Regions from separate parts of the Homo sapiens genome. Here regions 2, 3, 4 and 5 are each linked to region 1. A link is a loop called in an ENCODE intact Hi-C map of the cell type or tissue named here. Cell type or tissue: endothelial cell of umbilical vein. All regions are shown on one strand. Links, peaks and the distances in the headings refer to the core of each region. The heading gives the core; the rest is flanking DNA.

The links. Hi-C counts contacts between places; a loop is a spot of excess contacts. Peaks named below come from ENCODE experiments on the same cell type or tissue, not always from the same donor. Only the 100,000 strongest peaks of a DNase experiment are listed, where the experiment ranks them.
Region 2: a loop joins it to region 1, with 15 times the contacts of the local background. A loop is called at or near these places in 24 of 110 quality-filtered maps.
Region 3: it touches region 1 in a loop (3-fold over the local background); 5 of 110 quality-filtered maps call a loop at or near these places.
Region 4: it touches region 1 in a loop (13-fold over the local background); 86 of 110 quality-filtered maps call a loop at or near these places.
Region 5: it touches region 1 in a loop (9-fold over the local background); 64 of 110 quality-filtered maps call a loop at or near these places.

The regions. Positions count from the first base shown.
Region 1 is chr5:91,416,396-91,422,496 of GRCh38, forward strand. It overlaps ARRDC3-AS1 (ARRDC3 antisense RNA 1), which reads left to right. Exons shown (of 3, transcript NR_027435.1): 2 at 2,314-2,376; 3 at 2,460-4,320. Among named protein-coding and RNA genes, the nearest start is that of ARRDC3, 36 kb to the left of the region's middle. In endothelial cell of umbilical vein, for the core only: no CTCF peak of the experiment used is centred there; a DNase peak (open chromatin) is centred at 3,386.
Region 2 is chr5:90,799,477-90,805,577 of GRCh38, forward strand. It overlaps ADGRV1 (adhesion G protein-coupled receptor V1), which reads left to right. Exons shown (of 90, transcript NM_032119.4): 71 at 3,263-3,406; 72 at 5,808-5,982. Among named protein-coding and RNA genes, the nearest start is that of ADGRV1, 240 kb to the left of the region's middle. RefSeq lists a silencer at 1,863-2,063. In endothelial cell of umbilical vein, for the core only: a CTCF peak has its summit at 3,435 (motif pointing right); a DNase peak (open chromatin) is centred at 3,425.
Region 3 is chr5:90,706,426-90,712,526 of GRCh38, forward strand. It overlaps ADGRV1 (adhesion G protein-coupled receptor V1), which reads left to right. Exons shown (of 90, transcript NM_032119.4): 39 at 2,391-2,484; 40 at 4,556-4,634; 41 at 4,759-4,897; 42 at 5,862-6,003. Among named protein-coding and RNA genes, the nearest start is that of ADGRV1, 150 kb to the left of the region's middle. In endothelial cell of umbilical vein, for the core only: a CTCF peak has its summit at 3,097 (motif pointing right); a DNase peak (open chromatin) is centred at 3,116.
Region 4 is chr5:90,863,008-90,869,108 of GRCh38, forward strand. It overlaps ADGRV1 (adhesion G protein-coupled receptor V1), which reads left to right. Exons shown (of 90, transcript NM_032119.4): 83 at 750-850. Among named protein-coding and RNA genes, the nearest start is that of ADGRV1, 310 kb to the left of the region's middle. In endothelial cell of umbilical vein, for the core only: a CTCF peak has its summit at 3,447 (motif pointing right); DNase peaks (open chromatin) are centred at 3,584 and 4,054.
Region 5 is chr5:90,929,611-90,935,711 of GRCh38, forward strand. The region is part of intron 83 of ADGRV1 (adhesion G protein-coupled receptor V1); the gene reads left to right. Among named protein-coding and RNA genes, the nearest start is that of ADGRV1, 370 kb to the left of the region's middle. RefSeq lists an enhancer at 1-378. In endothelial cell of umbilical vein, for the core only: a CTCF peak has its summit at 2,682 (motif pointing right); a DNase peak (open chromatin) is centred at 2,551.

The DNA of each region.
Region 1 (6,101 bases), core at 361-5,360:
GAGACAGAATTTTGCCATGTTAGCCAGGCTGGTCTCGAATTCCTGACCTCAGGTGATCTGTCTGCCTCGGCCTCTCAAAGTGCTGGGATTACAGGCGTGAGCCACTGCTCCTGGCCTGGATATTTCTATTATTCCCTGAATGTTTTGGTGAGCTTGAAATATTTTACATTTAAAACAGAGGGGAAATTTACTATTGTTATTGTTTAAAAACATATGGCAGTAGGCATTTTCCAAAATGATGCATAACAATATAATGAATTTGATTGGATGTTGGATTTTTAGTCATCTTAAAAAAATGATGCCATCTGTTGATTTATTTGCGGTGGAGAAGAATGCCCTATATAAAGAAGTATGTTTTAAAAGTTAATTAATGCAGACAAGGTTTTTTTCCCCAGAAAAATAAAGTATTATTTTACTACAAAGAAAAGTACTGTGATTTACTTAGGTTAAAACTACTTGCAGATAAAATATGCTCTTAGTTTAATAAATTCTTCTTCTTCTTTTTTTTTTTTGAGACAGAGTCTCACACTGTGGCCCAGGCTGGAGTGCAGTGGCATGATCTCGGCTCACTGCAACCCCGCCTCCTGGGTTCAAGCAATTCTCATGCCTCAGCCTCCCGAATAGCTGGGATTACAGGTTCCTGCCACCACCCCGACTAATTTTCATATTTTTAGTAGAGACGGGGGTTTCACTATGTTGGCCAGGCTGGTCCCGAACTCCTGACCTCAGGTGATTCACCCACCTCGGCCTCCCAAAGTGCTGGGATTACAGGCGTGAGCCACTGCGCCTGGCCAGTTTCAATAATTCTTGATAAATACTTGTAGTCTAAGCTAAGTAATGCTTTCCTTCTTCAGAGTTGCAAAGGTACAAATAACCATCTCATACTTTAGTACATGGCTGTTCCTCAGTATTGTTTTCATGTAGCTGCGTGGTTGAATGGGTCATGATAAAAGTAAAAACAAAAGTGAGATCAGAGTTACATAAACAAGATCAGTTTGCTGCCTTCCCCAGGGGTCAAGTCTACCAGATGAAGGTTTAAGTAATAGCCCCTAACCCGCGGAAGATGTTGAAATACTGTTCTTTCTCATTACTGGATTATATCTTTGTTTATGTAGCATTTTTTCAAGATCTATGGACCATTTTGATGTGTTAGACATTTAAGAACTCTGTTTGTTATACAAACCATTAAAACCAAACCAAACCAAAACAAACTAAACCTTTCCTCCAGTGGGAAAATAGGCTTATTTTTAAGGTTTCCTTTTGGTTTTCCTTCTAAAATACTCCTCTCCTTTTTCTCTGTCTGCATCCTAATCTAGGTCCCCATAAGTTTCAGGGTTACATCAGGGTCATTTTGGAAGTTCTCACTTCTTCTAGATTCCTTCTTCCAGCTCCATCCCCCAATTCTAGGCAGCTCTCTACTTAAAGATGTACAGTAGTTGTTCATTGCCAACTGGATGAAATTATTAATCTCAATTTGGACTTTCCATTTCAGGTCAGCTATTCACAGAAACTGGCTTGTGACAAAGTTTTTACTGGTCCACAGTAACATGATAAAGTTAGGGTTGTATAAAGCTAAAATTATTCAAAATTAAAATTCCAATATTATTTTAGCTTTTTGTGATAAAATATTCTTCATAAAATTGAGTTGATAGTTGATGGAAGAATTTTAAAAAAATTTTCCTTGGGAAAAGTGAGTTGGCAACTTTGAGGATTGATTTCTTTCCACTATCCCACCCGTCCCACTTCTCTCCAACACACACACACACACACACACACACTCTCTCTCTCTCTCTCTCTCTCTCTCTCTCTGTCTCTGAAAATGTTTGCTGATCTGGGAAACTTAGTAGAGATTTTGTAAAATTCTTCCTTAACATCCTCATTTATTCCTGTCTGTCTGTCTGTTTTTTCTAATGTCCTCCAGCTACTTCAATACAAATGCTGCACTTCTGGTGACACCCAGATAAAATCTCCTTGCTTTCAGTTACTCTTTAACTAACACCTTGTGCTTCCTCACTCATCTGCTTTAGCACTTATGAGAATATTTGTCAAAATTTCTGGCATTGGTTGTCCCAAGAATTTTTATTTTTCAAATATGTCTTTTCTCTCCAGTTTTAATATCTGTAAAAAGAAGAACTTTTTACATTTTCTTTAATCTTTTACCCTACATAGATTGAAAATACAAAGAAGATTTGGTAAGGACATAGAAACTCTTATAAAATTTTTTTTATCATAGTAGCCCCAAAACATTGTTATATATGGGTATAATGATTTAATATTTATGAATTATAGCAACTCTTCATCATCTATTTCCAGGTTTCTACTTTCCAGGTCCACTGGTGTTTGGTGTACCCATGTGACTAATTTGTCCAAAGAGAGGTGAGTGAAAGTGATGTGTCACTTCCAGATGGAAGCTTTTTGGGCAAGTATGTATTTTCTAGCTCTTTTCTTCTGTGTTATAGAAACTAGGAATATTCCAGTTGGTGACTGACCCCTTAGTTGGGTTCCTAGAGTGAGTTTGATGTGGAGGAGCCCAAAATGACCTGCAGTGAAGTTGGAGTGTGAGCAAGAAATAAACTTTTGTTTTTTAATTTTCTGAGGTTTTGGAAGTTGTAGATTATAACTGCATAACCTATCAATATTGATATGTTTCAATTCTTAATGAAAATTTCTAATATTCTTTTTGATTATTTCTAACTTATTAACTTAAAATGTCAAATATCTATAATTTCAGTATATTCTGTATCCTACATTTAAAAATAAAAAATAGAATGTTGAAAATGAAATCATTTCAATGAGATGACAACTCAAAATCTTATAGTATCATCCAGAAACATGTAGAACAGATTTAAAAATACACAGTACTGAGATTGGCAGGTTGAGAAGAAGACACATATGAAGGGTAACTTCTTTGGAAAGAAGCAGCTATGCACAGTACTTAAGAATGAAATTTCCATGTCCCGTTAATACATCTGAAACAGTTTTACTTTCTATCCCAAACTTTAATGATCCTAGAAAGCTGGTTTGAATCAGTTTTTACAGGGTTGTTTTGGATTTAAAATAACTAAAACTTGAGAGCTGGGAGAAATTTTATTTAACACTTTTTTATCATTCATGGTTTAATGTTTAATGAATAAATTCTTCACTAAGCTTATGTGGTGAGGGTCTGGTGGTGAAAAGTACTTTTTCAACTAGATATATTAGAATGACAACAGCAAAGCAAGAATGTGGTAGGGTCACATAAAGGAGTCGTGATCTGTGGGAAATTATTTTTTATGATTCTCCAAGATGGCTGTACATATAAGCATAAAAGTCAATAAACAAGTGCCTAACCTTTAGCTCTAAATTAACTTTTGAGCGCTTTGAATGCCTGGCACAAAAATATTTAGGGGTTTGGCGCCATCTGGTGGCCAAATATCAACTTTTCAGCTTCTCTTTTATGACTAAGAAGTGAATTACTCTGCACTTTCCAATAAACACTATTAATAAATAAAATTATTTAAAATGTTGATTTCCAGAACTTGAGAAGACAAATCAAAGACAGATTTCTGTTATGTTACCTATTGTTATATGACAGAATTTCAGTCTTGAGTAGGTTCTTTTATACTTGCATTTGATTTATTTATGAAAGCATTATAGACATAAATCTGCTATCTTTTTCTTAATACAAGAGAAGACTCTTTCCCCAAAAGAAATTAGACGTGCTCAATAAAATCTAAATTTATTTTTTCACAATTCTGTAAAAGATTGAGCTAGGGGTGCGTGTGTGTGTGTGAATATCAGAATTTATTTTAAAAATGCAAGAGGGAGAGGGGAAGGAGCTGGTAGTGACATTGTTAATTGTCTGCTTTGCAATAGCAAAGACTTGGAACCAACCCAAATGTCCATCAATGATAGACTGGATTAAGAAAATATGGCACATATACACCATGGAATACTATACAGCCATAAAAAAGGATGAGTTCATGTCTTTTGTAGGGACATGGATGAAGCCGGAAACCATCATTCTGAGAAAACTATCGCAAGGACAGAAAACCAAACACTACATGCTCTCACTCATAGGTGGGAATTGAACAATGAGAACACTTGGACACAGGGTGGGGAACATCACACACCGGGGCCTGTCGTGGGGTGGGGGAAGGTGGGAGGGATAGCATTAGGAGATACACCTAATGTAAATGATGAGTTAATGGGTGCAGCACACCAACATGTGCTGTTGTACACGTGTACACATGTATACATATGTAACAAACCTGCACGTTGTACACATGTACCCTAGAACTTAAAGTATAATAATAATAAAAAAAAATTGTCTGCTTTGTACCCAGGGCTGTTCTAGATGCTTTCAGTGGATGGCCTCAATGAATTTCCGCAACCATCTTTCCAATGGGAAGTGTTGTCCCAGCTTTACTGCTGGACAAGTGTCTAAGAGGTTAAGGACATAAATGCTCAAGTTTTGTGAGAAAGCCGTTTATTTTAACAGAATGATTGCAATTGCTCATATTAAGCTATGACAGAAAAACTGGATTAACACTTTTTTTAGTCTTTTTCTTTTCAGCTTTTCAAGATAAAAGTTTCCTGTGTCTCCTGATTAAAGTGCTTCTGTGATTGTTGCTCTGCATTAAGTTGTATACTTCCTCGTTCTTTCCTTAGAGCTTCTTTTCACAATCCAGGAAGCAACTCGGTGGGGCACAGCATGGGGTAAACAAAATGCCAAGGGAGGGAAGAGTTCATATTGGTGGAATTTTTTAGTTACCTCTCTAGAAACTAGTGGAAACTTCTTTGCTTCTCTTCTTTTTACTGACAATTTAAAAAAATAAATTATTTTATTTTAGATTCTGGGGTACATGTGTCTGTTATATGCGCATGTTTTGTAGTGGTGGGGATTGGGCTTCTAGCGTACCCATTATCCAAATAGTGAGCATTGTACCTGATAGGTAACTTTTTCAATCCTTGCTCCCGTCCTACCCTCCTTCCTTTTGGAGTCCCCAGTGTCTATTCTTTCCATCTTTATGTCCATGTGTACCCATTGTTTAGCTCTCACTTATAAGTCAGAACATGTGGTATTTGGTTTTCTGTTTTCTGAGATCATTCTCTTAGGATAATGGCCTCCAGATCCATCCATGTTGCTGCAAAGGACAAGATTTCATTCTTTATGGCTGCTTTTAAGTCATTTTTTTTTCTTTTGTAGTGACTCACTTTTATCATTGTTAATTAGATTAAGTGGGTCTTTGGTTTAATTCTATTTTTAGGGTAATGTAAACCACAAGATTGCTTGTGTTCTGTGCTACTACACTTTTGTTCACTGCTGTATCTTCAGTGTCCAAGAGAAGCATTATACATATAGGTAGCAGGCACTCAATGGGTTTTAACAGAAAGACACATACACATACACACACACACACACACACACACACACACACACACACACACACACAGAAAGATAAAGAGAGAGCACGCACAAGTCAGTAACGGAAGGAAGCAAAGGAAAGGAGGGAGAAAGGCAGAAGGGGAGAGGAGCTGCTTGGTAAAGGTGCAGTAGGAAGTTTCACCTACAGCACTGGGTATTGTGGAAGTCAAGTGGAGGAAAGTTAACATCTACTGGAGGCTGTTGTGTGCCATTCACTGTTAAGCACTTTATAACTGTAATTTCATTAATCCTAAAACCAACCAAGCGAGCTGGTTATTATTGTTTCCCTTTTCACAGATGAGAAAATTGAGCTCACTGTTGTTAAGTGATTTACAGAAGGTCATACAGCTTACAAGTGGCACAGTCAAGATTTAAATTTTGTCTCTCTTTCTTATGACTTACATTTTAAATGAGTTGTTCATTTATTCATTCAGCAAATATTCATTGAACAATGTAGCACTCTTCCCTGATAATCTCAGAACCTGCAATCCTGTAGGCTAAAGATTCCCCTAAAGTATTCCTATAGGCTAAGTAATCTCCCAAAGTATTTCTTCAGTCAAAACCTCTCCTCTGAACTCCAGATGCATATACCTACATGCCTTTTTGACATTCCCACTAGGGCTTTTGTACATACCTCAAGCTAATATATACCAGTAAAATTTTAGATTATAGACCCAAACTTGTCTTTTCCTCA
Region 2 (6,101 bases), core at 678-5,677, 620 kb before region 1:
TAATATCGTTAAAATGGCCATACTGCCCAAAGTAATTTATAGATTCAGTGCTATCCCCATCAAGCTACCATTGACTTTCTTCATAGAATTGGAAAAAACTACCTTAAACTTCATATGGAACCAAAAAAGAGCCCGCATTGCCAAGACAATCCTAAGCAGAAAGAACAAAGCTGGAGGCATCACACTACCTGACTTCAAACTACACTACAAGCCTACAGTAATCAAAACAGCATGGTAGTGGTACCAAAACAGATATATAGACCAATGGAACAGAACAGAGGCCTCAGAAATACACCACACATCTACAACCATCTGATCTTTGACAAACCTGACAAAAACAAGCAATGGGGAAAGGATTCCCTATTTAATCAATGCTGTTGGGAAAACTGGCTAGCCATATGCAGAAAACTGAAACTGGACCCCTTCCTTATACCTTATACAAAAATTAACTCAAGATGGATTAAAGACTTAAAAGTAAGACCCAAAACCATAAAAATCCTAGAAGAAAACCTAGGAAATACCATTTAGGACATAGGTATGGGCAAAGACTTCATGTCTGAAACACCAAAAGCAATGGCAACGGAAGCCAAAATTGACCAATGGGATCTAATTAAACTAAAGAGCTTCTGCACAGCAAAAGAAACTATCATCAGAGTGAACAGGCAACCTACAGAATGGGAGAAAATTTTTGCAATCTATCCATCTGACAAAGGGCTAATATCCAGAATCTACAAAGAACTTAAACAAATTTACAAGAAAAAAAACAAGCCCATCAAGAAATGGGCAAAGGATATGAACAGACACTTCTCAGAAGAACACATTTATGCAGCCAACAAACATGAAAAAATGCTCATCATCACTGGTCATTAGAGAAATGCAAATCAGAACCACAATGAGATACTATCTCACACCAGTTAGAATGGCGATCATTAAAAAGTCAGAAAACAACAGATGCTGGAGAGGATGTGGAGAAATAGGAATGCTTTTACACTGTTGGTGGGAGTGTACATTAGTTCAACCATTGTGGAAGACAGTGTGACGATTCCTCAAGGATCTAGGACTAGAAATACCATTTGACCCAGCAATCCCATTATTGGGCATATACCGAAAGGATTATAAATCATTCTACTGTAAATACACATGCACACATATGTTTATTGTGGAACTATTCACAATAGCAAAGGCTTGGCACCAACCCAAATGTCCATCAGTGATAGACTAGATAAAGAAAATGTGACACATACACCATGGAATGCTATACAGCCATAAAAATGGATGAGTTCATGTCCTTTGCAGGGTCATGGATGAAGCTGGAAACTGTCATTCTCAGCAAACTAACACAAGAACAGAAAACCAGGCACCACGTGTTCTCACTCATAAGTGGTAGTTGAACAATGAGAACTCATGGACACAGGGAGGGGAACATCACACACTTGGGGCCTGTCGGGGTGGGCACTAGGGGAGGGGTAGCATTAGGAGAAATACCTAATATAGGTGACGGGTTGATGGGTGCAGCAAACCACCATGGCATATGTATACCTATGTAACAAAACTGCATATTCTGCACATGCACCCTAGAACTTAAAATATAATAATAATAAAAATAAAGAACGAATGATAGGCAGTATAGAAAATGGTATTGGTGATGCAGTCTTGGATTACGGAAATGGAAGAGCGTATTGAGAACATGATCAACTCCTAAAAACTTTCAAATTCATTTTTAAATTAATCTAACCTCTTTTCTTCTGTAGGTGAACCAGCTTTTCCTCAAATCTGCTCTAACTCATGTTCCATTTTAGCATTTAATTACCGCTCCCTGGGGATCTGCCACATCATACAAATCTGTGTGTACCGGATGGGCCTGTGAGCAGAGGAGCTAGGCGGGAAGGCACAAGTGACCTGGTGCTTTAAGCTGACACCTGGCTATTCACTCTTAGGAAAATAAAGATAAAGAAAAATCATTAGCTGCCCAGCCAGTGACTTTCATGGGGGGAGGGGTACACTCTTACAGGAGAGGTGCGATATACATGATTAAAATTTTTCTGTGATTTATTTGTTTTTTTTTTTTAGCACTTGACCCATGATTCATGTTCAGTGAATGTCATTTTGAATGAATAAAACACCTGTTACCCTCATGTTGCCCAATATTTGAAACCATCATGGTATATATTTTGCAAATTTGAGGATGTGTTGTCTAAATTCATTATATTTAAAAGAAGAAGAGACTTTACAGAAATGGTTGATTTTTACATTCAATCAAGATATGCAAAGTTTTTGGGAATATTCCAGGTTGTGAGATAACTTGGGGGTTATTACCAAGACCAACGTTTCTATGGGAAAATGTGCTGTAAGTTTCAAAAATAACTTTTTGCATAACATCAATACATAAATTCCAGATTCCCCCTATTTTGTTGGATTCTAAAATTTTGAAAATATGTAACACATAGGATTAATTTTTATTTATCCAACATAAATCAGTACACTGAAATTATTCATTTTGAGTAAATATGATGAATTATTAGTATTCAATGAGGAGGAGGAAATTATTCAATGAGGAGGAGGAAAGTGAGTTTTGCCAAGTTTATAGGAGCTGACACTTTGCCAGAGTGCCCCTTCCGTTTTCTTGATACTTGATCCTATCATGAACACTGCCTGTGTGGCTACTGTCATTGGTGAAGCCATTTGGGCACATGTGAAAAATTTGAAAATTTGTGTTTTTTTTGTTTAGTTTTGTTTGTTCTTTTTTGGGGGAGAAGGGGAGACGGAGTCTTGCACTGTTGCCAGGCTGGAGTGCAGTGGCACAATCTCAGCTCACTGCAACCTCTGCCTCCTGGGTTCAAATGATTCTCCTGCCTCAGCCTCCCAAGTAGCTGGGACCACAGGTTTGCACCACCAAGCCCAGCTAATTTTTATTTTTATTTTTTATTTTTTATTAGTAGAGACAGGGTTTCACCATGTTGGCCACGCTGGTCTTGAACTCTTGGCCTCAAGTGATCCACCCGCCTGGGCCTCCCAAAGTGCTGGGATTACAGGTGTGGGCCACTGTGCCCAGCCAATTTGTAGTTTTTTATACTCTACATCTTCCACTCCTTATCTCACACCCTACATACTGGTGGTTTGTTTTGTGATGGGGAAAAGTGCATGTATTGATGAAACTGTTTGCTACTAAAGCAACCTCAGGCATTATGCTAATGGCTCAAGTCAAAGAACAGCATTTTTCTCTGAAAATTATTTCTAAATCACTGACACTGTTTGTTTATAGGTCTTCCTATCACTGGGCTCTAATTTCACTTTGCAACTGGTGACTGTGATGCTTGTCGGTGGACGTTTCTATGGAATGCCAACAATTCTTCAGGAAGCAAAATCTGCTGTCCTTCCAGTCTCTGAGAAAGCTGCCAATTCTCAGGTAATTGGCCCTGTGTGTGGTTCTCTCAGCAGAACACTAGAGGGCAGCTTTTACAGGAAGGACGGAGACTCTTAGAGCTAGAATTTCTCATGAGTAACTATTTTCTTAAATATAAATAACTCTGTGAATATCAAAGTAGATGTAACAGATATATTATATAAAATAATTAGTCTATTTTCAACATTCAGTAGGAAAAAAAGAGATATGTCCATATCTCTTCTTGATATTTTGTATCTAATATTGAGGTATTTTATGTTAAATAATTAAAATTATAATGAAGCACTAATATTCCACACTTTTTCGCATACTAACATTGTGAATGTTTATGTTTAATATTCAGACTTTGGTTTACAGGGGCGAGTTTGTCTTGATGTAGATAAATGCTGATGGTCAGATCCTGTGATATGGTTGCAACTAAGTATTTGCATCTTCTGTCTGAGGTCGTTGTAGGAAAGATTATTTCCCAATCATTTCATAAATGCACATGAGAACAAAGAACAACTTGAGGGCTTTCCTTTCCTTTCAGGCGGATTCTGTCAATATATGAAAAAGACAAGGCTGTTATCTGTGGCTATGGTAACGTGTGTATGTTTGAAGCCATTGTGTGATATAATTCTATCCTACTCCTTCAGGTGGGAGCTGAAGTGACTCGGGCAAGCCTGGCTCAAGATGCTGAGGTGGAATCTGTACAGATGAATGGGCAGGAATATGGGCAGATATAGTCTCTGGCCACTAAGGGATGCTCTTCAGCTACTCCCGCCTGAGCATCTTCTCCAAGGAGAATGAATGTGCTTTTTCTCTTAAAATAGAATACACTGGCTATTAAAATAACTGAGAGTAAAAGGTTTTTTTTTTCTTTACCTCCTCTTCTTTAAGAGTGAATGAGGAAATAGAATTGATTAATGCTTTGAATTTTGTTGTCTTCTTTTTGTTCATGTGTTGTTATAAAAAAAAAAGATTCAGCAAAACCATTCATTTGGAGGAAAACATTTCCTACTCCTTATCCATGCACATTGTCACAATACTGTATCACCCCAAAGGGCAAGGTTAGAGTCCATCATGGTACATTCACATCTTTGGTGTAACCTCTATACTTGTATCAGTGTTTGGTGTGTGTGTGCACGCATGTGTGTGTGTATGTGTGATGTGGCTAGGGCATTTCAAAATAGCCCTCTAGTCATGTAGCAAGAATGATCTCACTCAAAGCTTTTGGCAGTTGCTAAGCAGAAGCCTCACTGGGCTGGGCATGGTGGCTCATGCTTTTAATCCCAGCAATTTGGGAGGCCCAGGTGGGTGAATCCCCTGAGGTCAGGAGTTTGAGACTAGCCTGGCCAACGTGATAAAACCTTGTGTCTACTAAAAATAGAAAATTAGCTGCATGTGGTGGCATATGCCTGCAGTCCCAGCTATTGGGGAAGGTGAGGCATGAGAATCACTTGAACCTGGGAGGCAGAGGTTGGAGTGAACCGAGATCGTACCATTGCACTCCAGCCTGGATGACAGAGCGACGCTCTGTCTCAAGAAAAAAAAAAGAAGAAAAAGAGAAGCCTCACTGTAACAGAGAATCTAGGCTGGGGTCAAATTAAAGTAGTTGTTGTTTCTTTTCCTCTGTGGCTCCAGAAGTTATCCTGCGGAACCCTCTCATGTTTTTCTGTTATTCTTCATTCCAATTTAAGAAGGGGAGAATGAGTTTTAATATATAACTCTTGATTAAATGGTATCCCAAATTTATAGCTATTGAGACCAAAAGAGGTAAACTGAATTGTTCAAATCAAAATGTGAAGCCAGGAATCTGCTTTTATTCTTACTCATTGCTCAGAACTTATTTCATCTATAAATCACATACCCTGGGAACGTTGCACATAAAACAAAATCTTACTTGATGCTTGTGATAAAGATGGGTATTAAAAAAAAACTTTGAAGTTTTCTGGTCTTCAAAAAAAGATATAAAATTAAGTCAGAGCTGAAAAGAACCCTAATAGAAGGTCTAGTTCATGGTGCTTACTTTATAAATGAAAAAATACACTATTATATCTTAGAAGTCAAATTTTAGTTCTACAAATGAGGTTCTGGAAAGACCCATGAACAAGTCATATTAAATGCCATTTAACATATTTTGCTTTCATTTAACCATAATTATGCTTATCTTTTTTTGGATGTTGTTCATTCAAAAGATAACGTTTTGATTAAAAAAAGAAAAAGCTATCAACTATAACCTAAATAATAAAGTAAAATAAATTTTAAAGTCTGAGATGTTATTTCTTAAGCACTTCTCTTTAATTCAGTATGAGACAAGGATATATATTGTATAAACCAAGGGAAAGTTTACGTTTAACCCATTCCTCAGAAAACAGGAAGGTTTAGAGAGAAATAAAATACTCTAAGCATGATTTTCCCTCAGGTCGGATTTGAATCCACTGCTTTTCAACTCATGAACATCACTGCTGGCACAAGCCACGTTATGATTTCTAGGAGAGGCACATATGGAGCTCTCTCGGTTGCCTGGACCACTGGATATGCTCCTGGGTTAGAAATTCCTGAATTCATTGTTGTTGGCAACATGACCCCAACACTGGGTGAGTTGTAGTTTTTCTAAGATGAGTCCTGTAGAATATTGGAAGGATATCACTGGCCACTAATTGTCTTGGGTTATCCTTATTCTGGACACTAAATGTAGTTTTCGAATACAATGCTC
Region 3 (6,101 bases), core at 3-5,002, 710 kb before region 1:
GGAGATAGTTTAATAAGTTTTTTTTATTATACTTTAAGTTTTAGTGTACAAGTGCACAATGTGCAGGTTTGTTACATATATATACATGTGCCATGTTGGTGTGCTGCACCCATTAACTCGATAACTCATATATTTTTCCTTATTATTGTATTAAACCTGAAGTAACTACATAGAAGGTAGAAATTGATGGAAGAGTCTATCTATAACATAAGTGGTAACATTTAGTAAGACACTTCTAGTAACTTTGCATTTTAAGACATCAAGTTTCATGAAAACTAAGTTTACCTGAGTTTTTTTCTATTAGTAAAAAAAAAAAAAAATTACTCTGACTTTAATATCAGGTTTGGACACTCTACAATTATAATACCAGAAACCTGGTGAATTCTCTTCTGCTTGTTCCCCCTGCTGGTACCTTTAAATCATCTTATTTCTTTTCTTGATTTTGTTGTTGTTGTTGTTGTTTTAATCATACAGGGGTTTCTGTTCTTGTTTAGATAGACAGGCCTGCTGTTATGTATTTTATTACAGACATGTCCGTGATAAAGAATTTTCTTAGGGCAGTCACCTTTGAGATGCCATAGACCTAAGAGGTTTCAAGGAGTATTTTGATTACTTCAAAGGATTCTTTGGACCAGAAAATCCGTGTATGTCAGAATCTTTGTTGGTAGTAGGACCACTTAAATTAGAGATAGGGAGAAACTCACCAGAGGCAGATGGCACAAAATGCGATTATGGTTACATTAAGCTTAGCATAATCATTAATGATTGAAATTGCATTTTAAATAATTTTTCATATTGTGGAATCTCATGTTGTTTTGGGGACTTAGTGTATCAGTTACCTAAATACAGTTCCAAGAGGTTTATAAAAATGGTACTCACGGAGGGAGTAGGAGATAGTGTGTAGGATAGGGGAAGGGAAAGAGGGAGAAAGCATGAATATTGCAGTTGAGAAAATATTTTTCAATTACTATGTATTTTGGGAGTTCTATTTTAAAATGTATTTTATTATCTTGGAGGCTTGTGCTTTTACAGAATTATAAGTGGTGTAAACCATCTACCAACTGAAGTCAGTAACTTATTTTGTTGATTACTGTGGCACTGTGACCTAATATAACAGTATAAAAATTCCAAAGCTGTAAAATTAAAGGTAATATTATGTCAGTATATGGGATATAACACAAGATTTGATAAAGCTTTCAAGTAAGTTATCTTTCAAATGTATACTCTATTAATAACAATATAAATAAATGGATTGATTATTCCTTAGATATGTTAGTTTTTAAAGCAGAGAATACACAGTCACCCTTCTTTTCTCTGAGGAGTCTAGATTTTTTTGAACATTGGGTTTTTGTTTCCACCTTTATTTGATCCTAGATCTTTGCAACCTTTTCTGCTCCCTGATTAGCACTAAGATTAAGAGACTGCAGGCCTATGCATATAGGAGCAAGCTGCCCTGGGGAGTGGTAGGGAGGAAGTATTGCGTGGGGGGTGGGGGACATTAAGAGTAGGCACAGCAGTCCTTCTATATCACTGACCTTGTAACTCATGTTGGTCCATATATTACATAAGACAATCTAGAGACCATGATTTTCACTTATATTTTCACATGGAAACATGACTCCATTAAATAAAGTGAGGAGAAAAGCATATGTTGGTGAGTGTGTACTGACATTATATATGCATAAATATACATACACATTGTGTTTCTTTGTAAATATTGATGGCTGGCTGATCACTCTTGACATGGATTTTGCTAATCCTTATGTTTTTGGTATCTGCCTTGTTTTCATTGCTATTATGTGGACTGGTGATTAATAATAATAGCTATTAATTTTAAAGCATTTTCTCTAGGCCACCCTACACATATGATTTGTGATCATTATTACAATCTCCCACCCAAAAGGAGCTATTATTGCCCCGTTATAGAGATAGTAGAATTGGGAGTTCTAAAATTTAAGTAACTTACTTAAAATTATAGAATTTGGTACTAGGCCTCCTTGAACTGCAGAGCCTTTTTTTTTTTCCATGGTGTTCTATTCCTCCTTCTACACATTAGATATTAAGGTAATTTCAAATGTTTTGTTCATATTATGCTTAAAATAATTAGGCTTATATATTTATATAATTGGTTTACATATTATATAAATCTATATTTAAAATGTTAAAATATTTAAGTGGTTTCATGTGGGTCAACCTAATTACTTCCTATACAACCAAGTATAAGTTTAATACGTTTATGTTTATTTTTTCTAATTTACATCTGTCTACTTTATGGTTGCATTTTTGTATCTTCTGTATACTAATTATACAGTTTAATTTAAAAACAGTTTCTGAGGGTTAATTACTTTGAGAGTATAACTAAAGGAATTTAATGAGTGTAATTTTTTCAGGATGATGTACCAGAGCTAGAAGAATATTTCCTGGTGAATTTAACTTACGTTGGACTTACCATGGCTGCTTCAACTTCATTTCCTCCCAGACTAGGTATGAGGGGTTTCTTGTTTGTTTCTTTTTGCTCACTTCAAATGAAATGAAGAAACTTCATTTTTGAATCAGAAGTGATCATTGTGCTGTTTTGTTAATCTTAGCTATGTGTTAAAATATGATGGGCTTTTATATTTATTTTTGATACTCTCATATATTGCAATTTTTACAATGAACAATGTAAAGACATTAAAAATTATTGTGTGATGCTCTTTAAATTTTACAACTATTTTATAAACAAATTTGTAATCCTCAAAATAGCTCTTTGGAAGGTATTTTCCTTTCATTTTCTTTTAAAATTAGCTGTTTTCAGTAGATCTCCAAACTCTCAGATGTTTTTATTTTCTTTTAGGTTAAGCAGTGCTGATATTTGCTTCTTTGTTGCTTTATTGTGTTCTCTGCTTCTTTCATGACCTTTTATCTTTTTCTTTTCATGCTTTTAGAAAAGACTCAGTTAATTCATTACAGACTGAAAGGTAAAACCTGAGCCTTGGTACAAACTTATCTAGATTCCTTTGAAAAGATGTATTCCTATGTTTAAACACAAACTCCTCTTTCAGTGTGGACATTTACTACTGGGAAATTTTGTCTGAAGCCTGTAGGTGTGATGGCCCACTAGAGGGTGGTGCTGAGTTGGTTAGAAGGAGTGCTGGACAGGGGAAAGTTAATTTGGATTAAAGGAAGAGAAGCATGGCCAGGAGCAGTGGCCTGGGAAACAGGCATTCCTCATTCATTTCTGAAGCTCACTGTGATAACTTTGAAAATATTGAAAGGAAATAATCAGTTTCTAACCTATTGTTTGAATAAATTCAGTTCTTTTGCTAAAGAAATAGATGATTCCAATGAGTAGGCTGTTTACATCAAGTATTATTACAAGATAATTATTATTCACACTAAGACAACTAACAAAACAATTCATATTTCTTTCATCCTCTTACTGAGATAATTTGAATAGTTAACTTCTGTTGAGTGGTTTCTAATGCTCCTATTTCAAGTGCTTTGTAGATTAGTAATATCATTACTTACATTCTTCTCATTTTACAGATGAGGTAGCTTAGGCTAAGAGAAGCTGCGTAATATGCCCCAAATCACACAGCTGGAGACTGGTAGAGCTGACTTCAATGGTGTGGTCTGATTTTAGAATCTCTGCTTTTTAGCCTCTTGTCTGATGGATGCAAACCCTGATTTTATATGCTTTCCTGGACAGTGTTGTTCTTTTCACTCTACAGAGAATTACACTCTCCCTACCCTTTCCCCATCCAGGCAGCTACCATAAGTGTCCTAGACTAAGGTAGCACCTCTGAAATTTAAAAGGTAAAGAACAAAGTATTAAAAACAAAAATCAAAACCAAACCAAAACACTAATCAGGAGCAGGATTAGTTAATATTTTAAGACTAGCCCAGGAGCAGGGTTAGTAATATTTTAAGACTGAAACCAAAAAGCCAACCAGGAGCAGAGTTAGTTAATATTTTAAGGTATTGGTAACATACTAAGTTTGGTGGATAGAATAAAAATAAAAAGGGAAGATAAGTTTACTTTGATATTAATCTCTCTTGACTTCACCAAACTTTTTCCCCATCTTTCCCATGTGTCTCTACTTCTGTTTGTGTCCATGTCTCTCTGTGTCTCTTTTGCACACCTCTGTTTTCTCTGTACCTTTCCTTGCACTTCTTTCATTTATTTTTCATTTTTTTTTGCTCTTTCTACTCCTTCCAACTGTCCCCATTTTCCTTTCCTCCTGAAATAGTGATATTATAGAATAGAGATGCCAAATATGTTTTAACTAATTAAAATAATAGAAACAAAATAGTAATCTCAGTTGTTTATTATTTTATACTGTTCTCAGTTGATTAAATTTCTATAAATCAGTGGCTCTTGTTAGCCAAAAGTGTCCTTATTCAGACGTGATAAGCATTGTCTCTTTATTTTCTTAAACATCTTTTGAGTAATGTTGATAATACCTGTACATTATGAATTATATAATTTCAAAGGGACTGTCTTTAAATCCTATATCAAAAATATTTTTAATCATTTATATGTATTTTAAGATATGCTTCTATGTTTTTTAAGATTCAGAAGGTTTGACTGCACAAGTTATTATTGATGCCAATGATGGGGCCCGAGGTGTAATTGAATGGCAACAAAGCAGGTAAGGCCAAGGCTGCATGAGAGCCCTCTTCTGGGTTTCATATTATTTACTATCTACCAAATAAAAGTTTCTAAGGGAAAAATTAATTTTTTTTGTTTGTTTTTGTTTTTTTGCTATATTATAGGTTTGAAGTAAATGAAACCCATGGAAGTTTAACATTGGTAGCCCAGAGGAGCAGAGAACCTCTTGGCCATGTTTCCTTATTTGTGTATGCTCAGAATTTGGAAGCACAAGTGGGGCTGGATTATATCTTCACCCCAATGGTGGGTCTCAAAATCTATCACAGATGACTTTTACAAATTATTTTATAATCATTATTCCTTGAGAATTACAGTGATTTAGGTCCCATATAAATAAATTATTCTTAAAAACCATTGTATTTTTCACAGTAAATTAGGACAGAAGATTTCCTCATGGTAAAATAGTTCCCTTAACTATTTTAGTAAATATAAATTGAATTTTCATTACTATTCTAAATGTTATTCTGTATGCATTAACTATTTCATTACAGTATTTGATACTAGAGAATACAAGCTGTAATATTAAAGAATTTATATCATTAGATAATCTTCCCAGAATGTTTCTTACACTTCACGAAAATTTTAACTCTTTCATTTCTTTGTTTTTGCTCACTGAAACACGTTTAGTGTTTTAAAATACTTTTACTTGGTCTCTTCATGCCTTTTATTTCTTAGCCAAATGTTTACTTTCTTCTCTTCCCCTATAATTTTTTTGGAGACAAAGTCTCGCTCTCTCACTCAGGTTGGAGTGCAGTGGTGCGATCTCGGCTCACTGCAACCTCCACCTCCCAGGTTCAAGCAATTCTCCTGCCTCAGCCTCCTGAGTAGCTGGGATTACAGGTGGCCACCACCATGCTAATTTTTTTTGTATTTTTACTGTATTTTATATTTTTAGTGTATTTTACCATGTTGGCCAGGCTGGTCTCTCAATCTCCTGGCCTCAAGTGATCAGCCCGCCTCGGCCTCACATAGTGCTGGGATTACAGGCGTGAGCCAATGCACCCAGCCCCCTCTTAATTTTTACTTTTTAAACTTAATGTTGCCAATTTAAATAAAAAGATATAAACCAAAATATAAGGAGACAAAATTCAATGTAAAATAGCTTATTCTTTACATTCACAACTATATTGTATTTCTTTCCAAACATTCTATAGAAACTCACAGTGTATATAAATATAATACATTCTGCTTTTACCTTTTTGACCAGATTCTTCATTTTGCTGATGGAGAAAGGTATAAAAATGTCAATATCATGATTCTTGATGATGACATTCCAGAAGGAGATGAAAAATTTCAGCTGATTTTAACAAATCCTTCTCCTGGACTAGAGCTAGGGAAAAATACAATAGGTAATTAATAATTTCTTATAAACAGCTTCCTCTCCTTCATGCTGGGTTCCTTAATATGGGGGAAGATGTAAAGGAATGAGAAAGTCTTGGTGGTTTTC
Region 4 (6,101 bases), core at 374-5,373, 550 kb before region 1:
CATATGTCAATTGCTGTTATGTTTCAGTAATCCTTAGACAAAATAACCCTACTGAGAATAAGAGTGGGGTAAAAGCTTAAGTGAAAAAGCAAATAGGTTATCATATGCAGCACATTTAAGTCTTAAAAGGCAGAAAATATTTTTAAAACACATGTATACCCTGCCTTTAAAAATCTAACATTAAAAGAAATTTATATGAATTGCAAGATAAAAGATTTGTTGGATTAGTGCTAAGGTTCTAACTATCCCTTTGAAGTAGTGTAAACAGGTGAATTCAAACAAACTCAAAGATAATAAGAATAATTTTCTTCATACAACTTAGAAATGTAGAAGTTTAAGTTAAAAGTCATTGTGGAGAAAATAGCACACTTTCTTCCTGGTTTGGGCATCCAGTATTGCAAAGTTGCCTTTAAAATTCATAACTAACACTATTGTAATTACAGAACTATTTCTAGTAGATAAAAAAGGGGTAATTACCAAACCTGAGTTTTGGTAGGACCAGTCAAAATTTTATGACTGAAAAATCCTATTCACATGCCTGAATATTGGGCTTAACTGGTAAGTGTAAAGATCTTACTTGTCATGGAAAATGGAGTAGATTACAATTGCCATGTCATCTTTTCCAGAGGTACTGGGCAGAGGCAGGTGGCAGACCTGACATGCCTAGCTGCCCCCAAAGATTCTTGCTATGATGCTGTTAGAATCTTCATGGATTATTAAACCATATGTGGACTTTTTTGTTCCTACAGGTCTTTGCTTGGCTGTTCTTTCCCATATCTTCTGTGCCAGGTACTCCATGTTTGCAGCTAAACTTCTGACTCACATGATGGCAGCCAGCTTAGGTACACAGGTAGGAGAGCGCTGGCATTTTTGATTTATCGTGAGATGTTTGTGTTTCTTCTTCTTTGGTTCTTGAACTGAGTGTAAAAGTAAAGTTTAATCTCAACTTAGTTGAAATAAACTTGTTTAGTTTTGCAGTGGAAGAGAATGGGGACAGGAGAGTCATATAAGGAGAATCAGGCCTAAAATGCTTCTTTCTACAGAGAAGCACCTTAATATCATCGCTTACAAAAAAAAAAACTTCTTATCACAAAGCATCTTATTGTCAGCTAATATATGCTGAATGTATTTGTAATTTATATATACATTAAAATTAACATTTTATTAATCTGTTTGAAATATGCTGTGTTATAAATTCTTTATGTTTAGGGCATTAAGATGATATAAACTTTTAAAGCATCTGGACACTATGTATTGTTTCTTATAATAGTTTGATAGAACATTTTCTTTTGAAAAATCAGTTTTCTATGGTAGAAGAAACTGTGTGAAAAACAATGACTTATTAGCACACAATTTAAAGTATCTAGTTTAAAGCACTGTGTAAAGCACAGAAACCAGAACAAAAGATGAAATTAGATGCTTTTTCTATCCATACGGTGTTCATAGTCTAGAAAAGTAGATGTACATATAAATAACTAATTCAGTGTGATGTGTGAACATAGACCATTTGCAAACTACTCTGTGAAAATAGATGAAGGCTTAATTCATTTTTTTCATTTTTCTCTGAAGGTCAAGAAAGTCTTCATAGAGGAGATGATATTGAGCTGGGACTCAAATGAGTGAAAATTCAGTTTGTTGTTAAGGACTAAAAAGGGCCTAGACATTTATATAGGCAAAGGAAAAAAAGCATAATCACTTCTACTTTAAGGCTGAAATTATAGATCCAGGCAGAAAGAATATTCTATATAATGCTCTTATGGAGATAATTTTTAATATTGTTTTATAAAATTAAAAAATCCCACTTTTCTGGATGGGGAGACACTTCTGCAATGCAGACAATACTCTATTGATTGGGTGCTGGTCATATGTGTGTATTGAATTTGTGTGTATTTATTGTGCTGTAGACATGATTTGCACAGTTTTTTAGAATGCTAAAGTGCATTTATTGAACTCTGGATAGAACTTGAAAAAAATAGCGTTTGTGGTGGAGCTGAAATATAAAATGGAAAATTATCTTAAACATTGGGATTCTGTCACCCTTTTTTGTTCTAGGAGTGAAAATGACTGTAAATTCCATAACTCTGTTTTTCAGGGAATAATTAAGTGCTGGATTCTAAGCAGAGGTCTCTGATTGGTTTTTTAAAGGCCCTATGAGCTATGAGAAGTAGCAGTGGTTACCAAAGGGGCTTGCTTTGAATTTCACAAGGCTATTTATATTGCCTTTGTAACCTGCCTTAGCTGTCTGATCTCGCCTTTGCTTCTTGAATCTAAGATCTTAGAAAACCCGCCTTCCATAATTAGAGTTTACTTGGCTTTATTCACCACCCACTCTGGTGATTTTTTGGCAGCAGAATTTGTACAAGACTTAATTATAGCACTATAGAATTACAGACAGCTCTTCAGTGTCCTAGCAGACAAATTTGCTCGTGTCTAGGGATGTGAAAGACAAAACCAGGATTTCTATGTTGGAGCACTGACTTTTGATTCATATTGTACTTAACATTAATTTTGGACAAAACGGTTAGTCATATCCATGTTTTTCAGTATATTTTTAGAATACATGAAACAATGTGGCATGAAAAATCATGTAGTGTATGACTTGTGACATGAAATAACTAAAAAAGTATTTTCATAGCTCTTTTTTGGCAGGAAGAATTGGTATGTTATTGATAGAAAATAGTTTATTTCAAAATGCTTTATCTACTTAGATTTAACAATACCCTCTGAGTTAAGAATAGTTATCTCCCTTAAAACCTTTTAGCTAAGGCTTTAAAAAATTCTTAGACCCCCCAAAACAAGAAGCTGACTACAGTAAGTTGGGCTCCCACCCTATCTAAATTTTAAAGTCATGTTTATAGCTCCAGTTATAGAATCTTGCCAACAGGAGTTATTACAGTTCCAGCCTTGGATCTTTCATTTGGGATCCTCTGTCAATGTTATATTGTCATTTTTGGAGGTTAAATCAACTCTAGAGAAGTCTTAAAAAAATGCAGGCTTGGCCTGTGGTTCTTTAGCTAAGAGGGAAAATTCTATAGCTGACCTAGAGTGTTTGAGTTGTGAATACTTTGCAGACAAGTCTGCCAAGACCATTCATTTTCAAATCTTTATTAATGAACTAGGACTAAGTAGAACGGCTTTTGTGGAGAAGGAAAGAATGGAAATGTGGTAGTCCTGGACTTCCTTTTGGAGCAGTGTGGTATAATGGGTCCGTGAATCAGAAAGTCAGGAAAATATGCTCGTCCAGCTCTACTTTCTACTTCTAGAAATATGTAGACTATTATAACTATAATTTATTGTGTATGTGTATATGTGTGTGTGTGTGTGTGTGTGTGTGTGTATTTTCTTGATTGGAGGAATATAGATACAAATCCAAAGATTATTCCTGCTTTAAAAATCAAGATTCTGCTTGAATCTGGAGTTTGTCATTATAGCACCCTTGAGAATCATTGACTATAAAATATCAGTAGGTGGCAGTAGAAGATTTATTTTTCTCCCTTAAATTTATCGATCTCTCTTTAGCCATGATGGCGTTCAGTAAAAAACTTGAGAGATGCTTTCATAGTACTTCTTTAACTGGGCAAGAGGGTATTTGCAGCATAGCAAATACACATTTGTGGTGTCCTACCTTTCTCTTTTTATCCTCTTTATTCAGAATTTAATTAAATGCAAATGTACCATAAGAAAGATTGTACTCCACTGGCTTTGAATATATCTTTCTACTGCTTATATATGTTTAAATTCAGGGACATAAAATTAGCTTCATCATTATATTTATGAGCATTAAGTGTGTTATTGATACAGAAAAATGTTTTTATTATGTCATAGAAGCTTTGAGATAAAGGTCTCTATTTTCAGTTTATCAAAAAATGTACATATTTCTTCAATACCAAGTTATTTTTTCTCACTTATATAAATGAAAATGATTAAATGACAAGAAATTGTGGGGCTCTTCAAGTATGATGTGAAGAAACAGCAAACAAATTTTCATGGTATTGGGTGATATTTCTGAGAAAAACATCTAATTATATCTTTGGGATTTTTATCTTTGAATCACATTGCCAACCCATGTGTGCCCTGATAAGGCTGGTAAACAACTAGTGACAAAGAGCAAGTTTGCAGTTCAGGGTTCTCAGTTCTGGAGGTTCTGTCAGGAAAAGCAATCCTCCAAATCTAAAAAAAGAACAGAAGTTTCCTCATAGAAAACATGATGAAAAGATAGAACTGTATTTACTCTGATTAATAATACTTAACAAGGGAAAATATTTGTTTTTCTTCTCTATGGTTTGTTATTTGTACAGCATAAACACATTTTCTGAAACTAAATAGCAAATTCATCTAGAAATGTGTATAAGTCCGTACATTAACCGCAAGACTATAGCTTAGGGGTCTATTCTCTGGAATTTAAAAAAGTTGGACTGTTACTGTCTTTTGATCACTTTCTCATTCTGCAACATTTTGGGATGTCATTTTGCAATGTCCTGTTTCCCAGGGAGGATCCTACTCAGACACCCTTGCGAAAAGATTCTGCTTTAATCTGGAATTATGTCATTCTCGCTTTGAGTACCTAGCATCTTTGGGAATCTTTGTGCATGACTAAAGGCAGAAGTCCTGTGTGACTTCCCAAATGCTGGCTCCTTCTGGATACTATGAATCCTGGTTTCTGTTCCAGCAGCTTGCGCTGCTTTGTTGAGATTGCCAACTCAAGAAAGTCATTGTGTGAGTAAGGCTTGAAGACACATATGTAACAAGCATATTTTAATCAACTGAAGCAGAGTAAGATAGAGATGGTAAAATGTTCATCAGTCAGAAAAGAATTTTCCTTAGTTGGAAGTTTTTGTTAATCACTTATTAACCAGAATATCCTTTGTTATTTCTACTTTTTTGCTGAATAAAAAAGTATGTAAGCGTTTAAGTACAAGGATCAAAATTAAATCTTGCTTTGAAGATTAGGAAATTGAGAAGCAGAGGGTCATTTTTCAGTAGAACATTTATGATTATATGTTAGTGGAGATATAAATGGATCAAGAAAGTAGCAAGGAAAGTGTTTCCTAAACTTCAATGCAGGCATCTTGTTAAAATTCAGGTAGTGCATCAGTGAGTCTATGGCGGGTTTCCGGATCCTACTTGTTAAGTAAGGTATTAGATTAGCTATATTATGACCCCAAAACATCTCTGGTTGTTGTTGTTGTTGCTGCCACTGTTGCTGTTATTATTATTACTAAATCCATATAATCAAGCTATTTTTCTTAGTATGAAATTTTATTTAAGAAATCCCATTAATTAATTTTTTTAGTTTCATTTCAAATATTATTGCCTTTAAAACGACTGCACACTTGTATCTTTCCCTCATTAATGAAAGGCTGCTGCTGTGTCCTTCTGATTTTTTTTATTTCTTTTTTCTAAGAAAGGGAAAGGTCCTTAGGCAAGTGGACTAAGAGATAATTTAGAGTATGAACAAGGCCTTTATTCTGGTCATTCTCATAGCATTTGACAATTTGTAAAACTTCTCAGTGTTGTTTTGGACATAAAATAAACTACTAGAAAGAAGATATAACTAGTTCCCCTGCCCCAAGTTCATTCTTTTCTACCAAGATCCTGTAGGTGCCCTCCCCCCGCTAGAATAATATTGAGTATGTAAGCCTTTTTTTTTTTTTTTGTACAATTAACTGTATTTAAATGTGTCTTTATGTAGAGATTGGGGTATTTAACTGTATCTTTTCTTCATGTAGAGATTAGTTGGGTGAATATGAATAAAGACATTCTGCACACAGATATGAATATACATTTAAGTTGAATTTATTAAACTATTTGACTCAATTTAGGTATGCTCAATGGCATGGTGAAAATATTATTACATTCATGACTGAGTGACCATTCAACATTCAATTGTGAAATTAAACCAAAAAACTGAGCCAGACCCGCATCTCAGGTCAAGACCATTATTCATCCAGCAGTTCGACCACTTCCATCTCATCTATCATATGTACAATATTAAGATTGCGCAATGAGAAATACCAAGCAAGATGCATACATGCACACAAAGCGTGTAAATAATAACCTAAAGCACTAACCTCATAGTAAGAACCAAGTATATACAGAGA
Region 5 (6,101 bases), core at 1-5,000, 490 kb before region 1:
AGCTGTAGACCGGAGCTGTTCCTATTCGGCCATATTGGCTCCTCCCCCCAGGTTATTTGTTCTAAGTGCTGACAACATCTCAGATTAAAAGTTGTTTTCAGTGCTATTCTTTTTATGTTACTATTAATGATTAGGCACATTTTCTTTAAATAGCTTTTGATCATATTAGTTGGTACAGTATGGATTATACTGCATTGACTACCTTTAAGTTGTTGACTAATATGTAGATATGTTTCTTTTTTTCTGTACAACGTTAAGGAAAGTAAATGACTGTATCCTACAGAAACATTAAGAAATCATTTTTAAGAAAAGTTTCCATTTCTGCTTGTATTTTAGTTTAGTTTTTTATCCATATTCTGTTTTATAGCAGATGAATTTTAAAAGGCCAGTCTATATTTAAAATAGGCATTAATTTTAGCCATGGGTGTTGGCTTTCCATTTTAATGGCCTGACCACTAAACATCTTCTTTTTGTTGTTTCTTTTTAAAAAATATATGATTTGTCTAGCAAATCTTTGGTAAAAAAAATACATTTCTTAACAGTACTATTTTAAGGACAGATTATGCTGTGATTTTGCTGCAACAGCCTCCTGAGTGATAGAGTCAGATGTTCTACTTTCTTATTAGAAACATCGATGCCAATATTTACTTTCAGTCCTGGTCTAACAAAATGAATACGTTGCCAGAGGCATATCATGAGTCCTTCCGGCAAACTCCAAATAAGAAACAAACAGAAATAGTGAATGAGAATGCCAACTTAAAAAAAATACGTATTTTTATTATAGACTTAATTGGCCAAGAACATTCCTACATAATCTAAAATTCATAACGACCAAATGGTAATACTTTTATTGCCTGGGTGGTTTTGTACATGGACTTTTATAACTTGGTATTCAATGTATGAATTCTTGTCAATGAAACAGTATCATTTTGTGTCTGAGTATTTATGTGTCTTTTTTAACCAAAGAAAAAAGGACCAAATATTAGTGTTAGCCAAAATTTTAATTTTTAAATACTAGAGAGTTATTTCTAAATTTACGTGAGTCCAAATTTTCAAGCAGAAACTATAATCCTCCTTTGCTTACCTGATAATTTTTACTGCCCTAATCAACTTGGTCTTGCACTACTGTAAATAACTTACATGAGGAAATATTGTGGTTTCATGTTCGGTAACAATAATTTTACCTAGGTTTTAATGAAATATCTCTCACAATATGAGAGCCTGCATAATATAGAATATCCAATTCATTAAACACTTGCAGAGGGTCCCCTCTGGGCCATCTGGGATTACTACTGCCTAACTTTGAAGGAGAAACCTAACCAGAATATTTTAGTATGTTGCATCAGTGATAAGAAAACTTCTGAACTTGTGCCATGAGACCTCAGAGAAGGGGCCACTTTGTTCATCCCAAGGTGACTCGGAATAGATGACACCAAAGCTGAAAGATTTGTAGATTTTTTTATAGGTGAAGAGAGAGAGGAGGGAGAAGGAGGTACTTGCTGGAAGTGTGTCCTGGCAAAGCAAGCAGCACTGGTAAAAGCAGGCAGATCCGACAGAATGTCGTGTATGGATGGAGAAAGAGAATGAAACAGCAGTTTAAGATGACTGGTGGGTAATGCAAATTTGAGAAGTCATGGGGGATGAGGCTGGACTGGTAAACAAGAGCTAAGTCATCAAGGGCCAGATATCAAACAAGTTTATACAGTGAAGATTTAGGGCAAAGGGGTGATGTGGAAGGGATGAGTTTTCCAAAAAGTTAGTCACTTATCCAAGAATGTATCCAGCTCACTTAATGAAGCTAGCTCACTTATGGAGCTAGATACATTCAAATAGTTTCTATAAATCAAATTCCTTTTCTTAGTTCAGTTCTCCTAGTGATGCCCAAATTGACAAATTTCACTAGGTAAAATGTTTGCTTTTCTTGAAGTAATATAATTCTACCTGGAAGTCAGCATATTTTTAAAAATCACAAATTGTAAGAAAAAAATCATTTTGCTTATGTGCCAAATTTTATATGTGATTATGTTGAAGTATGGAAAACAGCATAATTCAACAAACATTTTATTAAAATTGACAACACAATTTCTTAAAAGAAATATTTTAATAATGGTTAATTCCTACTTGTTAGTCTATAATTACGCATGTTTCCTAATTGATGAAAAGAAATGAAATCACTCTTTCTGGACAGGCATATACTTGAAAATCCTTTACCGTATATTGGCTTAGAGAAAAATTGATGTTCCTTGCTGCTTAAATAAATTTAAGCCCCTAAAATCTGAAAACTTAATTGAATATTTAGTGGACATAAAATGAATGGTCCATAAGAGCAGAGGCACAAAGTTGAAACAGCAAAGATAAGCATGAGGGACTCTAGCTTTAGATTTTTACTTTACTCACTTTGTTTTATTTTCCTTCTCCACATAAATTGTTATAAATTTTCCACTTGCTAGAAGGGATTTCTCAAGCATTGCAGGGCAGCTTAGTTTATTTTCTTCGTGGGTAAATCTGTATGTAATCATTTTAGCAGGTGAGAGAATTCAAGGAAGTGGTAACTTGCCAGGAAATGAGTTCTCAGGGCTGTGAATGTTTTTTCATTAGTGGTATGATTTCCCAAATATCCCATTTCATTTTCGTGTAAAAGGTACTTTTCCATCTCATCACGTCTACATTGAGTTAGTTTGCCCACTAGGAGGCACTCTTTCCAAGCTCTGTTTCCCAGGGTGTCCCGCTGACTTTCCCCAATAAAAACCTGTGGGTATTTACTCATCTTTTGTGTTTTTGTTACTAAGCTAAGTTTTGTACCTTGCTTCTGTTTGCTAGTGGAAATGGCCTTTTTTGTTGTTGTTTAAAACAAACCAACAAAAACAACTTCCAAATGTTTTGGTTGGTACTTGTTTTTCAAGGTACTAGTTTGTGGAGAGATGCTTAACTTACTAGAAAAACACAATGTGTTTGATATCAAGTGTTCACTAAAAGTTCTACTATTACCTTTAAAATAGTAATATTCTCCCTGATATTTATTTTCAAATGTAAAAACATATAGATCTCTAAGTATAGCTCAGTTGTGAACAATTGAAAACATTAAGTCACCATAGAATGCATCGCTGCAAAAGACAAACAGTGATTTGTGTCAGAAAAAGCTTTCAGATTAAAAAAAATCAGAGAATATAGGCTTGTCGTGAGTTGTGTGTGTGTGTGTGTATACATACACATAGTATACACACATACATATATGTATACATGTAAAAACACACAGCAACAAGACTGTATAAAAAGGACACTTGCTCAGTGGCATGTGAAAGTCACTCTCATCACACATTGTGCTGGTCACATATTGATATGCAGGCCCCACGTATATAATTATACGTATAAAATTAGAGTTATTAGTGATCCCGGAATAATCACTCTCTGAAGACTTTTAATGAACTTCAAATTGAAAGTGGTTGGTTTACTTAAAAAGCATGATTTCTCAAATTTTTTAATCTCAGAGCTTGAGACCTGGTCCCATCAATTCATTCACTTATTGAGTGTCTGCTCTGTGTCGGGCCTTGTTCTATATTTTGTTTACGGCAATGAACATACAAACAAAATTTACTCATGGTGTTTATGTTTGGTGGTAGTGGTGGCAAGGCAGGGGTGCACACCAGAGTAGGATTAATTGCAATGACAAAGGGTAATGTTGTAAAAGGATTAAGAGTGTTAGAAGCAGAACTATTTTATATAGGGATGCCAAGGAAAATGTATCTGAGAAGATACTATTTGAGCAGAGATCTGAGGGAAATGAGGAAGAAAGCTATGCATGTAGCTGGGGGATACATTCCAGATAAAAGGGCAAAGCAAATATAGTCCTGAGGTTTATTTTAAGGGCAGTAAGTGAGTCTGGTTCTGGAATGTGAGGGGGAGTGGTGGGAGATGAAGTTAGTGAGATGTGCCAGGACCTAGTAGAATTTTTCTCCAAATGAGATAGAAAGTCACTGGCAGGGTTTGTGCAGAAGAGTTGGTTGATGAGACTAACTTTTCAGAGAATCTCTCTAACTTTTGAGTTGATTTGGTATTCAAAAACCCTCACTATTAGGCCTCTACTTGGTTCTCCCGGGAAGTTCTCTGCCCTCCAATCCTTCTGTTTTTTGTTTAGGTTCCTTCTGCCTGGAATGCCCATTTTCTTGTAGCAGGTGTGAATCTCAGTCCACACACAGAGATATGTGAGGAATATAACTATTTGTTCACAGCTGAATTGAGCCCTATTCTGCTAGGTGGTATGAACAATCTGTCAATTCTGGTCTCCTTTGGCCTTATTCTGTGGCTGCACGTAGGCCTTTGGGGACTCTTGTAACATTGAGCCATCTAGGGAGGTAGGCAAGGGGCCTGTCGCAGGCACAGCTGCCTAGACACAGACTGTAGCCTTTCTACTCCAGAAACTATTTCAGAAAAGTAGCCATGGGTTCTTACTGACCTCAGATCCCTAAACCTCTGCAGGGGTTTTGTCTGTTCTTCTTGCTGGAAGTTGGCATAGTCTCACCTCATTTTTTCACTCTCTTTGCTTCCTCTTCATCTCTCCCCTTCCGACCCTACAGGTCTCTAGATCTGTTCTGGCCTAGCATGGGAAGTCTTGCCCTTGCTCAGTATTCTTCCAGGCCTTTGATCTCTTCCTTATCTTCATTCTGCTTATAATTGATGTCTTCCCTGGGCGGTGAATGCTGCTCAATCTTGCTATTGCTTGAAGGGGTGGAGACTACAACAGATGAAAAGGAAAACCAGAGGGAAAAAAACCTTGGTTATTTCGGAACATTATTCTGCCACTTACCCTTCTAAGTCTAATAAAATCCTGCTTTTCAGGCCCATCTTGTTTATCAGCTCCTTTTAGCAACCTGCCCACAGCTACTGATCTCTCTCATGGTAGGAGATAAGCACTTCCTCTCGTGTGTTCCCTGGGCGTTTTGTTTGTGTCCTCCATCCTGAACCTTGTCCATGGGTATCATGTCACCTTTTGAATTGTTGTTCCAGACTTTCAATTGTTGGGTCCTTGAGATCACAGGGACCACTGCTTCTTCAGAGGTGTTTTGTTTTTGTCTCAGCTAGGGCTGCCATAACAAAATACAACAGACTGTGTGACTTAAACAACAGAAATTTATTTCTCGCAGTTCCGGAGGCTGGCAAGTAAGAGCAGGGCACTTACAAAGTAGATTTTATTCTGAGGCCTCTTCTCTTGGCTTTTAGGTGGCCTCTAGCTCACTGTGTGCTCACATGACCTCTTCTGTCTGTGTACTTGGAGAAGGAAAGAGAGCAAATTCTCTGGTGTGTCTTACAAGGGCACTAATCCCATGATGAGGGCCCCACCTTCATAACTTCATCCAACCTCATCTAAACCTAATTACCTCCTAGAAGCCCCATCTCTAGTTACCATCACAGTGGGGGTCAAGGTTTCATATATGAATTTTGGAATGACACAAATGTTCAATCCATAACAGTTTTGTTTTGTTTTCCTTTGTTTTCATCTCTGGCATTTATGATGGTGCCAGTTATAATGGAGAACAGTAAATGCTTAATCAGTGAAAGTATTAAGCATATTCACCTAGACAAGAAATCCTTCCTATTCCTGTCAATAAGGTTCAAGGCTCTCCAATGAGAAATTAGATTGTTCAGCTCTAATGTTTGTCAAAACAGAAGTTAATACTTTCACATACTCCATAGTTTTGCTTTTAAGCCTTTTTGATGTCATAAGAAATATAGAAAATTATATTTGTTAACAATGAGGCTGCTAATGGCCAGGGGTGAGTACTAGAGCTTTGCATCTCTCTGCTACATTCAGTTCCAGCTTCCGCACCTCCTAGACCCTGACTGGTATCAGCTGGCAGAGGGGAATAGTTGTAACCTATTTGATCATGTTTTGCTTTCTAATATAGAGAATAGAGATTGATTATGCTTTTAAAAATTATGGAAAACCATAGTTATTCAACAGAAAAAAACCTGTAAAAAATGTGGCATGTGACTTTCTAATACTGCTTTTGTTGTTGTTGCTATTTAGTTCTTAAGTCTGTGGGCCCCACAAAATTTATGCCCTTACACCTATACACATAACTCTGGTATGTGTTCAGCACAAT